Linked DNA regions of Homo sapiens: region 2 is linked to region 1. A link is an interaction called in ENCODE POLR2A ChIA-PET data of the cell type or tissue named here. Cell type or tissue: OCI-LY7. All regions are shown on one strand. Each heading gives the region's core, and the rest is flanking DNA. Links, peaks and the distances in the headings are about the cores only. Region 1 overlaps HEY2-AS1 (HEY2 antisense RNA 1). Region 2 holds the start of LOC107986640 (a long non-coding RNA gene).

Evidence for each region. ChIA-PET counts read pairs that join two places held together with the same protein. Peaks named below come from ENCODE experiments on the same cell type or tissue, not always from the same donor. Only the 100,000 strongest peaks of a DNase experiment are listed, where the experiment ranks them.
Region 2: POLR2A ChIA-PET joins it to region 1 with 6 read pairs; 3 of 35 experiments call an interaction of 5 or more read pairs at or near these places.

What each region holds. Positions count from the first base shown.
Region 1 is chr6:125,741,721-125,747,105 of GRCh38, forward strand. All of the region lies in intron 1 of HEY2-AS1 (HEY2 antisense RNA 1), which reads right to left. Among named protein-coding and RNA genes, the nearest start is that of HEY2-AS1, 5.0 kb to the right of the region's middle. RefSeq lists an enhancer at 3,629-4,296. In OCI-LY7, for the core only: no CTCF peak of the experiment used is centred there; no DNase peak of the experiment used is centred there; H3K4me3 peaks cover 212 bases.
Region 2 is chr6:125,343,692-125,349,076 of GRCh38, forward strand. It overlaps LOC107986640 (a long non-coding RNA gene), which reads left to right and starts at 2,828. Exons shown (of 3, transcript XR_001744328.3): 1 at 2,828-3,065. In OCI-LY7, for the core only: a CTCF peak has its summit at 3,611; DNase peaks (open chromatin) are centred at 2,630, 3,140, 3,400 and 3,670; H3K4me3 peaks cover 1,629 bases; H3K27ac peaks cover 2,072 bases.

The DNA of each region.
Region 1 (5,385 bases), core at 212-5,211:
TGTTTTTTTTTTTTTCATATAAATTTGGTCATATTAAATAAACCCAAGCAACCCAATTAAAAGCAATGAGCTTCCCAAGTGCTGAGCCAACAGTCCTACCTAACAATGCTATTGTAATGGCCAAATGGCTTGCACTGAGAAACAAAAAATATCAAAAATTCCATTTACCAATGCAAATTGTCCTGGAATTTTTCTGTTACTGTAATGTTTTCAATTTGATTTAGTGACAACTAGAAAAAGAAAGAAACTTGGCTAGATTGAACAAGCATATCTAATGAATTAATAGCTGTGAACCTGTCACTTCTCTTAAAAACCTCCGGTGGCTCTCAAATAACTTCAAGAAGATACCCTGCTCAGAACGCAAGCTCCTCCATGATTTGCCTATAGCCTAATTCATTTTCCCAAGACAACTCTCTCCTGCTCTTTCCTTCCATTCCCCTCATTCCAACTAAGAATAATCCATCTTTCCCTAAGAATCACATGCACTCTTCAGCTTCTGTGTCTCTTTGTAAATGCTGGTCCCTCTCCAAGAAAGTCTACTTACAATTGTAGCTATTTGGTATATCCTTCAAGGCCCTGCTCAAGGCCACTTTTCCCCTTAACCCCATAATTGCACCAAAGAACAGATTAGATGTTAGATACCTATAAAGTTTAAGAACAATAGAAAGATATTCCAATAAATGTAATATCTAAGTAAAAATAGTGTGTTTGTTATATAAATGGAGTTTGGCAACAAAAATCCTTGGGCCACTCCCGGCCCTCCAACAGGATTGCTGCCTCTAATTCTATACAAAAAGTTTGGAGCTATCACTGCTGAACTCTCCTTTAAAAAGGAACCTTCTCTCTCTTTGTGCCGATGGCATGTAGTCTGCTGTTTACTTTGGCCTTGAACACATCTTATCTTGTCTAACAGTTGTTTGTTTAGACTCCCGTATTATTTTCCCTGCTATTTCCTGAGCAGGAATTAAATCTTGCTCACCAGGTACCACCACACTACTTAGCAGACAGTATTGCTCAACGTAGGTAGGTGTTCAATATTTTAGTGGCATGGAAATGAGAATGAATGAATGAAGAGAGGTACAGTCTGAAAAATCAAGCCATGATTAATGAAAATTAGTCTTATCACTTTCAAGTGCACACACTAACAGTTTGTCAGTTATCTCTGTCCATAGCTCTTTGGTTTCATTTTCTGATCATTTCTCCCACAGTTCTGTTTAAGTAGTCCCCACTATGATGTTCCTATTAGTTCTCAAACTACATTTTTGAATAACAACAAAGTGTTCATTATCAAATTAAAGAATGGACATTCTTTTTCCAATTCACATTGCACAGAAATAAATTTATGATTAAAACGTTAAAATTTGAATTGAGCCTTTTTCATCTCAACTAGAATCTATGTTCACAAGTATACTATCTAATTTAGCAATATTTCATGGGTCCATGCAAAGAGGACATGATTTTTCAGGTGTACTACCTGAACATCAGAGAAAATCATTCTCCCAACCCTTTAGTATAAAAATTTTATTTCCATCACACCAAGAGGTTTAAAATACTAGTCTGTTTTTCTAAAGGTCTACATTTTAAAAACTGCATAAAGAAAGTTATTTAAAACACAGACAATAGAATCGACAAAACATAAAATAAACTGAAATAAAGTGAATGCAATTTTCAAAAATAGAGAAAATATGCAAATACATATAATATATAAACTCTGTTTTGCAAATGGTGGTTTAATTACAAAATGCAGCATTTTCCTCTCTGACTTGAACTACTGTCTTCTGACAGATATTACCCTAGTCCTTCATATACTAACAAGTCATGTTAATTATAAAACCGTTCATTATTTTCTGCCTTTTACATCTATAGACAGACAGACAAGTATATACCCACATACATCATTTATATTTGTCTTCTATTTTCTATTCATATTTTGTCTTCTATTTTCAGGCTTTATTAATGTTCCCATTACAACTGTTATTCTAGCAAAATCCTGCTAGCCAGCCTTGACAAGTAAATCCTGCAGCGCTGTGAGTTTTGATACATGATTCAATAATGACCTAGGATTCTCAGATTAAAAGTGCTGTGGAAATGTACAGTGTCCCTTTCTTCCATATTCAAGGCACAGTACACTGCCCTTCTCCACTGTGCAGTTGAGCATGGTTGTTCTCTGCTAAGCAGCATGACATTTGGTTTCCAAAGAGATTGTGTTGCCCTAATGAATACTGCAATTCCTCAAGAAACTATTCGTTTCTTTGAAGTATTCATGTCCCAGAAATGTAAGGAGCTACTATTCAAAACCAAAATCGGTCTCTAAAAATTTTCAGTCCAATATTCTCAATATACTAATATATTATTAAATTATTTTGAAGGCTAAATCCAGAAAAATGTAGTCAAATTCTTCTCTAGTAGAATCAATCCAGTCCCGTCTAGGGAAAAAAACTGCTATGTTTCTGTTTCTTGTAAAGTATATATTTCAATAAGTTTGTAAAATATGGAGGTCTAAAAATAGCCTGTATTTTTTTCCACAGTAAATCTAAAATTAGCAATTCCTTATTTCCAGTCTATGAAGGTTTTTTCCCCAGAAAGTCACCTGCCAATTTTAAAATAATCAGATAAGGGCAAAAATGTGCACACATCTAATAAAAATATTTCAATAAAAGTGTTGAGAAAATATAGCTGTTATTTGTAGTCTAGTGGAAAAGACATTTAGCCTTAAATATTTCCACAGCATTTGATATTTCAGAAACCTGTAGAGCCTCTTCTTTTCTTTCACTTTTATCAAATAATGCCAAACAAGCAGATCCAGGAATCTTTAATTTTTTCTTCTGACACTGAAAGAAGAAACTTTCTTACAGAGAATCCATATTTTTGGAACTCTGTGAGACAGTGGTTTTATTAATGTCAATTAATCTTGACAGCTTAGTAGATGGTTTATACAGCTATTAGAAGATATACTATTGTCTTCATTTATGCATAATGTAAATGCTATTATTCATGTTATAATTAACAGAGACACATGAGAATTTTAGACAAAATAATTATTTTAAATAATTAAATTATTTGAAGTCCATGAACAAGGCAAGCATGAAGTTCTTTTAGAATTCAGTGACTGGGTAATAACTTTCTTTTTTGAAAAACAGTGTGCTTTCTCTTTTCTCATTATGAAAGTTAGAAAACTCACTGTGCTTCTCTTCTGACTTGGCCACCAGGAAGTTCCATGTTGAACTAGGTCTTATTCACAGTTAAGTATTCCTTCCCATTTGAAGGCATATTCTCTTCATCTTTTCATAGCTTTTTAATGCACGGTTGCTTACTTCTATTTTATTATTCCAATGAGTGTAAATTCTACATATACAAGTAAAGAAGCAGAGAGTTCATTAATTTTAACAAGAAATTAATCTGAAACCATTTATTGTACCCCTACTGTGTGCTGGGCATTTTTCTAGGGGATGGGAATGTAGTTTATTAAAAGAATATTTTCATAAGAGAAGTGAATATGTTTCATTGTATCCTTAAGAGAGGGGGGAAATCTGCCAATCAAACCAACTTCAAGAAAATGGAAATTTAAAAGAACTTCCTTAAAGGCAAAGCCTGCCAACATCAATTTAACTCCCACAAAAAGTTAAGCTAATACACTGAGTGTTCTCACTGTTGCTTACTGGCACACGGAAAACTGGTTACTTGCTATACACCCCTCTTCTCAAGGGTCCTGCAATAAAACTAGTCTTTATCCTGAGGCATGCTAAGCACTAACAACACCATAAAATAAAAGCTTTTAAATAAATTGCCCCTCAACAACAGTTTTAAAGATCAGTTTAAACATTCTAACTTTCGAGAGAGAGCTTTGGGTCATAGATTTCCTACCTTGAAGCTTCTGCTGTAACAAGTAAGTCGCAATTACTGGGGCAAGCCAAGAAATACAATGCATTTTGTGTGGCTGACTGGGCAAGAAAAATTAACTAGTAAAGCAGCTCCCTTTCAGGGATGACTTCAAGGTTGGTGGGCCTAAATTTGCACTTGCTTTCAGCTTTGTTTTGCTTTACTGGCTTGCAAATATGTGTCACACAGTGACCCTAGGTTGGCCTGCCTGCTGCCAGCCTGATGTTGGAAAAGGTATTGAAATGTACAAGGATCTTGCCCTTGGCCTCCACTCCTAGGGCGCAGCATTCTCACACATTTTAAGGCGTTACCAGCTCACAAAAGCCTTGTAGTCAGGGAAGGCAGCCCAACAAGGCTGCCCACAGATACACACGTGTTTGTCACCTGCCCCAGCAATTGCAAATAGAATAGCTCTTCTCAAGGCAACCTGTTTGTCCTCCCTTTGAAAGAGAAGGCTGTGTAAATAATTATATTTCAGATGTGGCAAAATATTGGAATTTTCAATTTGGACTATGCTCTTAGGCATCTCAGACTAACACAAAGTTTTCTAATTAACAGAGATGCCCTTATTTCACTGAGAAACCAAGCTAAAACTTTTAAATGGTGTCACATCTTGGTGACTTTCTAAGCCCATCAAATACCTGAGTGGCCAACGTTTTTTACGTAGCTGCGAGCAGCATCTCAAAGGATTTAGAGAAGCAACAAATAACAAAGTGTGACAGTCGATCTTGGAAAACCAGAGGGCTCTAATGAAGCAAAAAGTAGATGAAGAGGCATAAAAAAAATCCAGGTTCGTTCCAAAAAAGTTTTACAATTATAGCAAAGCAATCATTTCATCGGTTTGTGCAACAAAATTCAAAATCTGCGGGGCGAGATAATACTTGGCCAACATCGCCAAATTTATCAATACGGGTGTAAAAACTGTAACTTTTTATTAAATGGGTGTGAAAAGAGTCGGGGAGGAGGAACAGGACCACTAAATCTGGTATTTCCAGATCTCTGCATTCAACATCTCACTCCCACGCCATTAAGTTAAATAACATTTAGCACAAAACACAGGCTAGACCACCAATTTCGGGAGGGCGTCTGAGTCTTCCCTTCTCCATTCCCTTTAGATCGGCCGTCCTGGCCTTTCTTTCCTAACGGCATCTCCTTTCTAATAAAGTCCCTCGTATCTTTTGGTGTAATTAACTCATGGTACAAATCCTTCAAAAAGAAAGGAAAGAACTGCGGTTTGCTCTACGCGCGGACATCTTTTCTTCCTAAGCCTTCCCTTTCGCTGAAAAGGTTGTCGCAGAAGGGCGGGGAGGCTTGAAATCCCGCCGTTCCCTCATTCTTTCTCTTTTCTTTCTCTCCACATAACGCCTCCCCTACACCTCCCCACCTCCAATCCACTACCGTATTTAAGTCGGCGGGGGCGCTTTAAAGGGTTTCCTGTGTCTGTTTCTGTCTCTCTGACCCGAAACGCACTTTCGGTTATAGACAGACAAGGCGCTCAACCAAGGG
Region 2 (5,385 bases), core at 155-5,154, 400 kb before region 1:
TAAATTACTGCAGCAGCCGTCTAATGGCAGGAAGGACAACAGCCACACTGACTTCCACCCCATCCTCTTTTTTTACACTGCAGCCAAAGGCAACTTTTTGGAGAGCAAATAGTATGCCACCTGCCTGTTCAAATGTGCAATGGTTTTCCGAAGTTCTCAAAGTAAAGCCTGAAATCCCCAACTTGGCCTAGAAGTCCGGAATACTTCTGTAAGTTTCAGCTTACACTGCTGTCCCCCTTCTTGCACTCCAAACATGGTACCTTCTTACTATGAAGGTGTAACCAATGCACTTTGCTCCTCTCAACTCCAGGTTTTTGCACTTATTGTTTCCTCTGTCTAGAACACTTTTCTCTCCTGTTTTCCTCCCTGAATTCTTCCCATTGATTACCGTGCATCATTCAGAATTCCACTCAGACAACATTCTTCAGGAAAGTCTTTCCAGGTATCCCAGAACAGATCAGGGCTCCTAGTAGTATGTTTATTGGTTCTGTCATTTATTCAACAGTCATTGAGCATCACTGCACTAGAAGAGGGGGGCTCTTCTAGGCACTAGGCTGCAACATTGGACATGAAGACAAGGCCTCAGCTCACATAAGCTTATGATACAGTTGCAGGGAAACGAAAACAAACAAGTAAATAAATAAGAAATCACCAAGTAGTGATAAGTTCAATGATAGAAAGAATTGAGAAAAGCACTAGGCTTCTCTTAGAAGGTGAGATCTAATCTCACACCTGAGTATCAAAAGAAGCCAAGGACATACAATTCCATGGGAAGAGCATTCTCAGCAGAGGTTCTAGGGAGAGAAACATTCTCTGGAGAAGAGAAAGATGGATAAAGTGTGTGAGTAAAGGGGGTTATGTTATGCAGAAGACATAATCAGGGGCAGGGCTATGTCAAGGTGAGGTGTTTGGATTTTATTCTGAGGTTTGATGGGAAGCCACTGAAGGGCTTTAAGTAAGGAAATGACATGTCCCCGTTTACATTTTCAAAAGATCACTCTAGCTGCTCTGTGTGGAAAGATTTGAGTTGTGCAAGCCTCTAAGTGGAGCTATCAGATGGGGGCTACTGCAGTAGTCCAGGTGAAAGACAATGGCGGCTTCGATTAGGATAGTAGCAGTGGGGTTGGAGAAAGATAGACAAATGGAGGATGTAGGTTGGCAGTAGAGTTAAGAGAAATTGCTGGTAGATTGGATAGGGAGATATGGGGAAAAGAAGAATTAGGGATGACTTCCTGATTGTGCAGCTAGGAGAATGGCGGTAGCAATTATTGCGATGGGATGCAGCTTTGGGGATGGGGAAACAAGAGTCTGGTTTTAGGCATGTGAAGTTTGAGATGTCTATTAGACAGCCAAGTGGATGTGTCAGATATGCCGTAGCTTCTAAGAACCTGGCATTCACGTGTCAGGTGAAGCCTGGAGTCACAAACTGGGAAACCATATAGATATTGAAGCCATAGGCCTAGATGGAAAAGTGAATAGGGGCCAGCATTGAGCTTCGGGACATACTATCATCTGCAGATAGAGCAGAGGACAAGGTACCAGCAAACAATACTACAAAGGAGCAGCCAGTGAGTGAGGACAACCAAAGGGTGGTGTATTCAGATAGCCAATAATAAAAATAATCTCATTAACTTAATCCTATGTCAGGAGTTCTATTATTGTTGCAAGTTCATCAAATAAATCTAAACAACCCCTTCTTAATATATTTGATTAAAAAAGAATTCTGTTTCAATCATCACAATTAAGTTTATTTCTCCTACCAGTAGGAGATAATCATCCCTTGGAGTAACAAATCTCATTCTCGTTAGTAAGTGGACAGAGTATTAATAGTAGGTTTTCTTCTGTTTCCCAACCCAATAGTGGTGGTTAGCTCCTTGCCTCCTTTCTTTTAAGATATCCAATACCAATCAGGTAAAAGATGAATTTAACACTTACAAAAATTACAAATGTATGTCTGAGGATCATGGTCAAATACATTCCCAACAACATGTGAACACATCAAATGTTGAAAATAGAAGGTAGGATACCCTATATATAGTGGTAATTTTGTAGCTTCGCATTGAATATACATGTACCTATATTTAGTGTAAAAAGTCGAGGAATCTTCAAAAGAAATAAAGTTTGGGAGAGCAGGGAACAGGGGGTGATTTTAAAAAGATAAACATAAATAATTTGCCTTATCAAGGCATTTTCCACCCTGGGGTGTGTGTTTGCATAAACCTGCGTGTGTGCTTAAGGGTCAGGATCCAGCATGCTCACTTGGGGTAGGAGAGGCTTGTATCAAAACATTCATCAAAACACAGGCTGCATTCCATTTCCACAGCCCAATATCAAGATTGCCCAGAATTACATCTTATGCCATTAGACGTCTAATGCAAAGCCATCAAGGCTTTCAGCTTTCCTCGGGGACACCTTGGGAGGAATTTCTGCCGAGAGTCGGCAACTCAGACCTGCTGCCTGTCAGGAAAGAACCGTGGTACAAGTTTCAGGGAGGGCTTCCGTTGTCAAAACAATAATAGCTGTAATTTTCTCTCCCTCTATTTACAGGAAACAAACTCTTCCTTCCTGTCCTCTGCCTGTAGCAGAAAATAGACAAGCCAAGCAGATGTCCAGAGATGGCGGAGGAGTACCTCGGCTGCAGCTTCCTTGAGAGAAAACAAACTCAAGGGAGCCTTGGGGGCTGGGGGTGAGAGTGCCGGGGCGGAGCTGGGGGGAGAAGGAAGGTGGCACAGTATTGTAATCAGGTTCCCTACTCACTCAAGCTGAGTGCCCGTTGCCTTCTTTCTTTCCCTCCCTCTCCCTTTGTCTCTTTTGAACTTACTGTGAAACAAGTGAACTATATATGGCCAGGGAAATCTCCAGCAGTCCCAGTATTTTTAAACTCTTGTAGTCTCCTGTTTGCACACTCATGTGACGTAGAGGAACTAGATCCAGAGAGTTTCTCATGGGAATCCGGGATGCTTCGGCATAACTGCTGGCTTTGGTTGCATGTGTTTTTGCCCCTTGTTAAAGCAGTCCTTGGGGTTTCATTTCACATCCAAAAGACCTGGGAAGCAGCAGATTCTGTGAGTGCACTAAGAATGTACCGGGGAGGCTGTGTTCAGGGTGCCTGTCCAGGATCGTCATCGAGGGCCTAAGAAACTTTCAGCCTGTGTAGCTGGCCTGGCTCAGACTGGAGGGTGAACTGCTGGGCATCTTAATGCAAACTGGAGGGCATTAGCAAGGAAGAATTATTCTCAGAACATTCCGCGAGCCCTTCACTGATGAATTCCTCATCGTTGTTGGGTTTTGTTTTGTTCTGTTTTGCTGTTCTTGTGCATTATCCAATTTTACTCAAGCTATTTTATTAATATGTGCCCCAATCCCCGCCTTCAGCGTGTGTTTCCAGTGACTGTTTATTTCTCTTTCAGTTCCTCTTGCAGACGTCCTTTTCACCACTGAAAACATGTTTCAAAATGTCCTTGAATCGAAAATATTTTATTTTATAAGAAATATATTTTCAAGCAGTTTATTCACGAGAGTGATATATTTGAGGATTAAACGAAAATAGGGGAACAACTCACATAGTTACTGAGTGGAAAAAATTACCTTTAAAACAGGATGGAAAATGAAATAGTGACTGTGGGTGTAGTTTCTTGTAGGAACACTAAGTGTAGTTAGCTGTCTAGGTCATGCACCACATAACTCTCGGTGCCACCACTCATAATATAGATTTAATTTAATATGATGATTTCCTGTCATATATTAGTGAAATGTCTTGAAGGAAGGGTCCCTTTTGTACAAAGGGGCCATATGGATTATTAGTAATCACTCTTTTTGAGGATAGGAATGAATCTTACCCGCTTTTTTTTTCCTGTTGCAATTTACCTGTTATAATCACTACTATTTACAGAGAGCTAACTTTCTATCAGACACTAGTATTAACAATGTTATGCTGGTAATAGAGTTGGGAAAAAAAAAAGAGGCCCTGACTTGCAGTGCTTGCCAATTTCCATAGTGTAAATATTCCCACCATAGCCATGTTCAGGCTACCAAAGTTCTTGAAAGCTAAGTGTAGTGTTGAGTAGGGATGATCACAATTGGCTTTCCTGAGCCAGTATGAGTTGGCTGCAACAAAACTACTGGTTCTATAATAAGTATTAACAGGCATTAATTGCTTTAAATATTAACAAGTTTTATTTGCTCTATAAAATGATATTATTATTATTCACCATCATACAGATATGGAAACTGAGGCAATGAAAAGTTATGTTACTTTGCATAAGGTGACAGAACCAGTAAGCAGTGGAGCCAAGCTTTCAGCCCAGGCTGCCTAACTCCAGAGCCCATGCACATAATCCCTAGACCATGCTGGAAGCAATAGTGCAGGTGTCAGCAAATGATTTCTACATGAGGGCATCTTGATGTCAAGAAGTGTAGTAACTGCTTTAAGTATTGTATCAGTTAGGGTTCCACCAGAGAAACAGAACTAGTAATCAATATACATAGCTAATATGAATATATAATAAATTCATATTATATATTTTTAATAACATATATATTTAGAAATAATGTAAATATATATGGATATATGTTGATTTATTGCAAGGAACTGGCTTACGTGATTGTGGCAGCTGGCTACAAAAGTCTGAAATCTGTACAGCAGGCCCTCAGGAAGGGCCGACAGAAACTCTCGAGCAGGGGCTGACACTGCCGTCCACAAGTAGAATCTCTTCCTCAAGGAAGCCTAAGTTCTGTTCTTAAAGCTTTTCAATTACTTGAATCAGGCCAACACAGATTATCCAGGACAATCTTTCTTACACAAACCAAACTATTATAGACTTTAACAACACCTACCTTCACAGCAACATCTATATTAGTGTTTGATTGAATAACTGGAGCCTATAGCCTGAATAAGTTGACTCATAAAGTGTTGAGTTGAATTGCATTGCCCAAAAATTTATGTTGAAATCTTAATCTCTGGTATCTGTGAATGTGACTTTAATTGGAAATAGGGTCTTTGCAGATGAAATGAAGGTAAGGTGAGGTCATACTAGAGTAGGGTGAGACCTGAATTGAGTGTGACTGGTATCCTTATGAGAAGAAAAGGGAAATGTAGACACAGACATACAGGTAGAATGCTGTGGAAATGGAGGCAGAGATTGGAGTGATGCATCTCCAAGCCAAGAAACGACAAGAATTGGTGGAAGCCACCAGAAGGCATGTAGAGGCAAGGAAGCCTCCTTCCCTAGAGCCTTCAGAGGGAGCAAGGGCCTGCCAACACCTTGATTTGGGGCTTCTTGCATCCAGAACTGTGAAACAATAAATTTCTGTTGGTTTAAGCTACCCAGTTTGTGATCCTTTGTCATGGCAGTCCTAGGAATTAATACTACAGGGATCTTAAAA